Regions from separate parts of the Homo sapiens genome. Here region 2 is linked to region 1. Evidence: read pairs that join two places in POLR2A ChIA-PET (ENCODE). Cell type or tissue: endothelial cell of umbilical vein. All regions are shown on one strand. Links, peaks and the distances in the headings refer to the core of each region. The heading gives the core; the rest is flanking DNA.

Region 1 (4,394 bases), core at 195-4,194:
TTATTATCTTTATGTGCATGAAAGCTTCTGTTATCAGTTTATCAAATATTACATCTTTGACAAAAATGCGTATACATTTGTCACTATGATAGTAAGGCATGCAAACTGCACTAGTACGGAGTTGTTTTGGTTTTGCTTTTTTAGAAAACTCTGATGTTCAGGTGGGGGTGATTTGCGACCTTATAGCAAATGCACAAAGAAAAATCACATGTAGCTTTTAGGAGTTTCAGTTTGGGGATCTAAAGGAGCCTACTTAAAAGGAGGTTGCGTGGAGCTAAATTAATCCTTATTTTTATATTATACACACATATTCATGATAGGAACATGTCTATCTCAGTGACAACATCTCTTGCCACACTCATATTTATATCATATCTTTATCCTTCCTGCTGTATGTCCCAGAATGCAATTGTTGACCTCACTTTTTTTATTAAATTTTTTAAAATTTAATTTTTACTTTTTTTTTCCTCTGTGACTCTAGCCAAGGAAAATCAAGCTAATTAACATGTACATTACTGAGAGGTGACAGCGTGCTGGCGGCCCTCACAGCCCTCGCTAGCTCTCGGCGCCTCCTCTGCCTGGGCTCCCACTTTGGCGGCACTTGAGGAGCCCTTCAGCCCGCCGCTGCACTGTGGGAGCCCTTTCCTGGCCTGGCTGAGGCCAGAGCCGGCCCTCTCAGCTCGCGGGGAGGTGTGGAGGGAGAGGCGCGGGCAGGAACTGGAGCTGCGTGCGGTGCTTGCGGGCCAGCGCGAGTTCCAGGTGGGTGTGGGCTCGGCGGGCCCTGCACTTGGAGCGCCTGACCGGCCCTGGGGCCCCGGGCAATGAGGGACTTAGCACCCGGGCCAGCGGCTGTGGAGGGTGTGCTGGGTCCCCCAGCAGTGCCAGCCCACCAGCGCTGTGCTTGATTTCTCACCGGGCCTTAGCTGCCTCCCCGTGGGGCAGGGCTCGGGACATGCAGCCCGCTATGACTGAGCCTATCCCCCCACTCCCCGTGGGCTCCTGTGCCGCCCGAGCCTCCCCGACGAACGCTGCTCCCGGCTCCACGGCGCCCAGTCCCATCGACCACCCAAGGGCTGAGGAGTGCGGGCCCACGGCACTGGGACTGGCAGGCAGCTCCACCTGTGGCCCGGTGCGGGATCCACTGGGTGAAGCCAGCTGGGCTCCTGACTGGTGAGGACTTGGAGAACCTTTATGTCTAGCTAGGGGATTGTAAATATACCAATCGGCACTCCGCATCTAGCTCAAAGTTTGTAAACACACCAATCAGCACCCTGTGTCTAGCTCAGGGTTTGTGAATGCACCAATCCACACTCTATATCTAGCTACTCTGGTGGGGACTTGGAGAACCTTTGTGTCCATTCTCTGTATCTAGCTAATCTAGTGGGGTCGTGGAGAACCTTTGTGTCTAGCTCAGGGATTGTAAACGCACCAATCAGCACCCTGTGAAAACAGACCACTCGGCTCTCTGTAAAATGGACCAATCAGCAGGATGTGGGTGGGGCCAGATAAGAGAATAAAAGCAGGCTGCCCGAGCCAGTAGTGGCAATCTTCTCGGGTCCCGTTCCACAATGTGGAGGCTTTGTTCTTTAGCTCCACAATGTGGAAGCTTTGTTCTTTAGCTCTTTGCAATAAATCTTGCTACTGCTCACTCTTTTGGTCTACACTGCTTTTATGGGCTGTAACACTTACTGCAAAGGTCGGCAGCTTCACTCCTGAGCCAGTGAGAACACGAACCCACCGGGAGGAACGAACAACTCCAGATGCGCCGCCTTAAGAACTGTAACACTTACCGTGAAGGTCCACAGTTTCACTCCTGAGCCAGTGAGACCACGAACCCCACCAGGAGGAAGAAATTCCGAACACACCCGAACGTCAGAAGGAGCAAACTCCGGACATGCTGCCTTTAAGAACTGTGAAGCTTACCGCGAGGGTCCGCGGCTTCGTTCTTGAAGTCAGTGAGACCAAGAACCCACCAATTCCGGACATATTACCTCACATAGTTAACTTTTTGGGGAGTGAAAACATTTATTTAAAAAGATTTGGCCGAGCTCGGTGGCTCACGCCTGTAATCCCAGCACTTTTGGAGGCAGAGGTGGGTGGATCACGAGGTTAGGAGATGGAGACCATCCTGGCTGACATGGTGAAACCTCGTCTCTACTAAAAATACAAAAAATTAGCCGGGCTTGGTGGGGGGCGACGGTAGTCCCAGCTACTGTGGAGGCTGAGGCAGGAGAATGGCGTGAACCCGGGAGGCGGAGCTTGCAGTGAGCCGAAATAGCGCCATTGCACTCCAGCCTGGGCCAGATCTCATTTTCAAATGGTATGGTGTGCCCTCATTTATTTTTTTTCATTCATTCATTCATTCATTCATTCATTCATTCATGATGTTTTGGCTGAATGCCTGGTATGTGTGGTAAGGAGAGAAAGGAAAAAAGCAAGTCATAATTGCTTCATTCAGAAACTATGGAACCCGGATTCGAATGGGGAGACAACTCTTGGATACTTGTAGAGTTAAGAATAAAAGTTTAGGATTCAGGGCCAGAATAATAACAGTAACAGTTAATTCGACAGGAATTTCTCAAAAGGGGTACTCAGGGTGAGGAGGCACTTTCAGGGAGTAAGGTATAACTTAGGTTCATCCTGGAATGATGGGTAGGAATCAATAGCTAGAAGCGAGGTAGCATTAAAACTGAATTCTGGCAGAATGCTGCAGTTTCGTATAAGAAAAGACTTGTTTTAAATAAAATACTTCACAGAAGGTAGGCAGACATTAGAAGTAAGATTCTTTTTCTTCTTTTTTTTTTCAAGATAGAGTCCCACTCTGTCACCCAGGCTGGAGTGCAGTGGCATGATCTGGGCTCACTGCAACCTCCGCCTCCCAGATTCAAGCAATTCTCGTGCTTCAGTCTCCCACCTGCTTGGACTGCAGGTGCCACCACGACTGGCTTTTTTTTTTTTTTTAAGTTGGAGTCTCACTCTGTTGACCAGGCTGGAGTGCAATGGCAGGATCTCGGCTCACTAAACTCTGCCTCCCGGGGTGGTTCAAGAGATTCTCATGCCTCAGTCTCCCAAGTAGCTGGGACTATAGGTGCATGCCACCATGCCTGGCTGATTTTTGTATTTTTAGTGGAGACGGGGTTTTGCCACGTTGGCCAGGCTGGTCTCGAACTCCTGACCTCAGATGATCTGCCCACTTCGGCCTCCCAAACTGCTGGGATTCGGGCATGAGCCATCTTGCCCGGCCTAATTTTTGTAGTTTTAGTAGAGACAGTGTTTCCCCATGTTGGCCAGGCTGGTCTTGAACTCCTGAGCTCAAGTGATCCGCCCACCTTAGCTTCCCAAAGTGCTGGGATTACAGTTGTGAGCCACTGCACCTGGCCCAAGGTTTTTTTTTTTGAAGTAAAATTATTTTATATATATATGTGTGTGTGTGTGTGTTTAATTAGAGAAAGAAGTAAAGAAGGAATGATCAATGATGTTGGTATAGTGTAAAATGATCCAGCATAATTTATTCACTAAATATTGGCAAAAGATTATATATTAGCTTTTCAGATGGGTGGTTATTGTTCTGATAATGATGAATAAGTGTCTAAAAATTGTTGCCTAGTAAGAGCAAAAATAGGAATAACAGGAATTTTTTTTTTTTTTTTTTTGAGACGGAGGCTCACTCTGTCGCCCAGGCTGGAGTGCAGTGGCACCATCTTGGCTCGCAGCAGCCTCCACCTTCCTGGTTTAAATGATTCTCCTGCCTCAGCCTCCAGAGTAGCTGGGATTACAGGTGCCCACCATCACGCCGGCTAATTTTTGTACATTTAGTGGAGATGGGGTTTTACCATGTTGGCCAGGCTGGTCTTGTACTCCTGACCTCAGGTGATCTGCCTACCTCAGCCTCCCAAAGTGTTGGGATTACAGGCATTAGCCACCTCGCACAACAATAATATGCATTTTTAAGATCCTGTAAATATTTTATTTGTTCTAGCCAACACCTTTATTGAAAAGAAACACTTTTTCTACTTTAGTGACAATTTGTCATGTTAGACATGCAAATCTGATAGATGACAGGAGAAATAAAGGTTGTCCATTTCCCTTGTAACCCCGCCCCAGAGATTTTCTTTTTCTCTTCAAAATTACTTTAGGGACCCGCAATAGAAATGACGTAAGAGGCCAGGTGTGGTGGCTCATGCCTGTAATCCCAGCCTGGGTAACGTGGTGAAACCCCGTCTGTCCAAAAAAAAAAAAAATTTTGTTGGGTGTGGTGGTACACACCTGTGGTCCCAGCTGTTTGGGAGTTCTCAAACAGCTGAGAGGATTGCTTGATCCCAGGAGGCAGAGGTTACAGTGAGCTGAGATGATGCCACTGCACTCCAGCCTGGGCAACAGAGCCAGATCCTGTC
Region 2 (4,394 bases), core at 213-4,212, 55 kb before region 1:
GACCAGCCTGGCCAACATGGTGAAACCCCATCTCTACTAAAAATACAAAAATTAGCTGGGCATGATGGCGGATGCCTGTAATCCCAGCTACTTGGGAGGCTGAGGCAGGAGAATCGCTTGAACCTGGGAGGCAGAGATTGCAGTGAGCCAAGCTCGTGCCACTGTACTCCAGCCTGGGTGACAGCATGAGACTCTGTCACACACACACACACACACACACCAATTTTAATATATAGATTTTTCAAATTTTTATATAGTGAGTGATTAATTTTGTTCATGCATTCTCTCTTTGGTATTACAAAGTCCTTTTCCATTTGGAAATTATTGTGTTTGCCTATTTTAAAAAAATTGTTTCATTTATTTTACATTGGACTCTTTAATTCACATAGGTCTTATATTGCCATATTGCTTAGAGTAGAGAGCTAACATTATTTTTCTAGCAGTGACCAATTATTCAAGAAGTTGAACACTTCTTTGTTCTCTGAGTCAAATTGCTAGTTCCCCTCATATATTCAGATATTTTATATGTAGGCTTTCTGTACTCTTTCAATGAATGCCCTGCTTCCTAATCGTGCGCAAGTAGTGGTATTTTAAGCCCTGCAAATTCATGGATTGTTTTAATATATAGTATCAGTACTTAAAAAAAAAAAAAACTTTGATTCCATTAAAAAAAATCTTGGATATTTTTCCCCTTTCCATCTTCCAAATAGCTTTTTTAGTCTTGTTAATCTCATTCTTGTTAAGGTTCAACAAGAATTTTCTTATAATTTTGAAGGAGATGACATTAGACCCATTTGGGAGATTTGATATTTTTACATAATTATTCTCATCCAGTAACAAATAATGTGCCACCCTTTAGTGGTGTTCTTTCATGTTCTTCAGATAAAGTTTTGTATAGACCCTGTGTCAGTCTTGTTAATTACTAGATATTTTATATATGGTGATGTTTTTGTGAATGGGATCACAAAAATGCAGCATTTTTATTGAGATATAATTTATGTACCATGTTTTGTGCTTAATTTCAAAGCTAATGTAACTACTAGGCACAGAGCATACATACTACCTTAATACCATTTATGGTTTTCTATTTCTTCTTTTCAAGGGTGATTCTGACCACCTATTGATGCGTTTTTTTTTTCAAGACAGGAAGCAGGATTATCTAATGTGGAGATCTCTGAATTAGGCACACAGAAACATAAGTTCTAACTTCGTCCTGCTTTGTCATAGCTGGGTGTTTGATCTTAGGCAAATCACTTAACCTCTCTGGACTTTTGGACTTTGTTTTTCTCTAAAGTTCTTTCTAGCTCCGTATTTCTTTTTCTTTTTTGTTTTTTTTGAGATGGAGTTTTGCTCTTGTTGCCCAGGCTGGAGTGCAGTGGCTCGATCTCTCCTCACTGTAACCTCCACCTTCCGGTTTCAAGTGATTCTTCTTCCTCGGCCTCCCAAGTAGCTGGGATTACAGGTGCGCACCACCACACCCAGCTACTTTTTGTATTTTTAGTAGAGATGGGGTTTCACTGTGTTGGCCAAGCTTGCTCGAACTCCTGACCTTGTGATCCGCCCACCTCAGCCTCCCAAAGTGCTGGGATTACAGGCGTAAGCCACTGTTCCTGGCCTAGCTCTATATTTCTAAGTATATAATGGCCCTCAAAATATTTGAGCCTTAGAGTTTGTATTCTAGAAAGAGGGAAATCAGAATTTACATGGTATCATAGCCAGGCACAGTGGCTCACATTTGTAATCCTAGTACTTTGGGAGGACTGCTTGAGCTCAGGAGTTTAAGACCAGCCTAGGCAACATAGTGAGATCCTGCCTCTACAAAAAATTTAAAAATTAGCCAGATGTGGTGGCATGCACCTGTGGTCCCAGTTACTTGGGAGATTGAGGCAGGAGGATAGCCAGAGCCTGGGAGGTCGAGGCTGCAGTGAGCTATGATCGTGCCACTGTGCCCCAGCCTGGGTGATAGAGTGAGATTCTGTCTCAAATATAAATAAATAAATGAATAAATGGTAGCATAGCAAATGAAATATCATAGCAGTGAAATTTTGAAATATATTTTGTGTTTTATCCTCTGTTAGCTGGTATAGACTCAGTTTGGCATTTTAATTGTTCAGAATATTGACTTTGTTTCCTGAGTCTATCAAGCATGATTCAGAATAAAGCATGACTTCACTCTGTAAGGATGTGTCACCCCTCTATTTTAGATGTCATTTTAACACTTCTGAGGGGAAGAACACGTTTTTATTTTAAGGTTTATTTTTATAACAAATGACCCAACTGTAGTATTTTTGAACCTGGTGGCATTTTAATATTAGCTGTTTCCTTCCTATTGATGCAAGAAAAGCATTCACTTAAATCTGAAGTGAAATCTGCAGTGTAATTTGAAACCTGAAATGCTTATTGATTATGGTAAAGAATGGAAAATTAATGACTTTGGGAATCTATGCCACAGTCAAATTGAGCAGAGAATGTTCTCCTGGTAGGGTGCTTTGGATGCTAACTTCTATTAGCTGCTGCTCATTTCTACCACTAAATATCTAACAACACTGTTCTCAGAAGTAACTGAACTTGCAGAAATAGCTCATGAAGTCATTTTCTATTTAAATAGTCTGCACTTTTTAGAATAAATACTCTTTAACTAGGATGATATTAACGTATGTCTTCGACAGCAACTGCATTGAGAAGACAGCCTTTGCAAAACACTCTTGTCCCCCATCCAAGTATGGGTCTTTTATGACAGATTGTTGTGTATCTGAGGAAGCTATTGTGTCAACAATGAGCATCATAATGAGTCTAAAAATCTGACTCAATGGAACAAATGCATTTTAATGGCATGCATTTTACTTTAAAAGGATGTACCAAAATAGAGCAAGAGTCTGAAAGCAGGGCATTATTTTATAATGAAAGACTAATATATGGGTAGTTCAAACTAAAGGAAGAGTGTGACTGGGAATGAAAATTGACTTAGGGTGGATAAGATCACTCCCATCAGCAAACCACAAATGCTGGGGGAGAGTTAGCTGAAGTGGTACAGGAGCGAAAATTAAAGTGGTTACCAACACCCAGGAATGTCCTTTACTGAGATGCTGACCTAAGTGGGCAGATGGCTTCCTATGGCACTCTTCACAGGCTGGCATTGCAATATCACATTTACTCACTTTACCAAAATGCCATGAAGTTAATGCTGGAATAACCTGTTTCTTTTCATGTTTAAATTCTACTTATTAAGTGTGGTGTAATATTGAGGGGAAAGGAGTAAGTTTAGAGACTGAGATAAATTTCTAACATGTTTAGAATAGCGCTTAAGGGCCGGGCGCGGTGACTCACACCTGTAATCCCAGCACTTTGGGAGGCCAAGGCGGGAGGATCACGAGTTCAGGAGATCGAGACCGTCCTGGCTAATACGGTGAAATCCCGTCTCTACTAAAAATACAAAAAAAAAATTAGCTGGGCGCAATGGCAGGCGCCTGTAGTCCCAGCTACTCGGGAGGCTGGGGCAGGAGAATGGTGTGAACCCGGGAGGCAGAGCTTGCAGTGAGCCGAGATCACACCACCGCACTCCAGCCTGGGCAACAGAGCGGGACTGTGTCTCAAAAAAAAAAAAAAAAAAAAAAAAAGAATAGTGCTTAAGTGTGTATCTTTGGAATTAGGGTCCCAACTTTGCAATATTGAGGTGGAAGTTATGTAATAATATTTTGTTTGGTATTGACATCACCATACTTCTGTAATTGATTTTTAAAGACTGTGCATTATTTGTTTTTTTGTTGTTGTTGTTTTTTTTTTTTTTTTTTTGTGAGACGGAGTCTCTCTCTGTCGCCTAGGCTGGAGTGCAGTGGTGTGATCTTGGCTCATTGAAGTCTCTGCCTCCCAGGTTCAAGCGAGTCTCCTGCCTCAGCCTACTAAGTAGCTGGGATTATAGGCACTCACCACCACACCCAGCTAATTTTTGCATTTTTGGTAGACGGAGTTTCACCATGTTGGCCAGGCTGGTCTCCAACTCCTGACTTCGGGTGATCCACCCGCCTTGTCTGGGATTACAGGTCTGAGCTACCATGCCTGGCCTATTTGTATTTTTTGAAAGAGAACTTGCAATTTGTGGAAATATACCATAGTACATTTTCTGCATTTATATTATTCTGTTTATTATATTGGAAACTCTGCACATGTGCACTTACATACTAAAAAAATTAGGCATGAGGCCGGGTGTGGTGGCTCACGCCTGTAATCCCAGCTCTTTGGGAGGCCGAGGAGGGTGGATCACAAGGTCAGGAGTTCGAGACCATCCTGGCTAACACGGTGAAACCCCATCTCTACTAAAAATACAAAAAATTAGCCGGGCATGGTGGCATGTGCCTGTAATCCCAGCTACTTGGGAAGCTGAGGCAGGAGAACCT

Evidence for each region. Peaks named below come from ENCODE experiments on the same cell type or tissue, not always from the same donor. Only the 100,000 strongest peaks of a DNase experiment are listed, where the experiment ranks them.
Region 2: POLR2A ChIA-PET joins it to region 1 with 5 read pairs; 5 of 35 experiments call an interaction of 5 or more read pairs at or near these places.

Annotation. Positions count from the first base shown.
Region 1 is chr6:21,760,462-21,764,855 of GRCh38, forward strand. The region is part of intron 2 of CASC15 (cancer susceptibility 15); the gene reads left to right. Among named protein-coding and RNA genes, the nearest start is that of CASC15, 96 kb to the left of the region's middle. In endothelial cell of umbilical vein, for the core only: no CTCF peak of the experiment used is centred there; no DNase peak of the experiment used is centred there.
Region 2 is chr6:21,705,555-21,709,948 of GRCh38, forward strand. The region is part of intron 2 of CASC15 (cancer susceptibility 15); the gene reads left to right. Among named protein-coding and RNA genes, the nearest start is that of CASC15, 41 kb to the left of the region's middle. In endothelial cell of umbilical vein, for the core only: no CTCF peak of the experiment used is centred there; a DNase peak (open chromatin) is centred at 2,257; H3K27ac peaks cover 1,059 bases.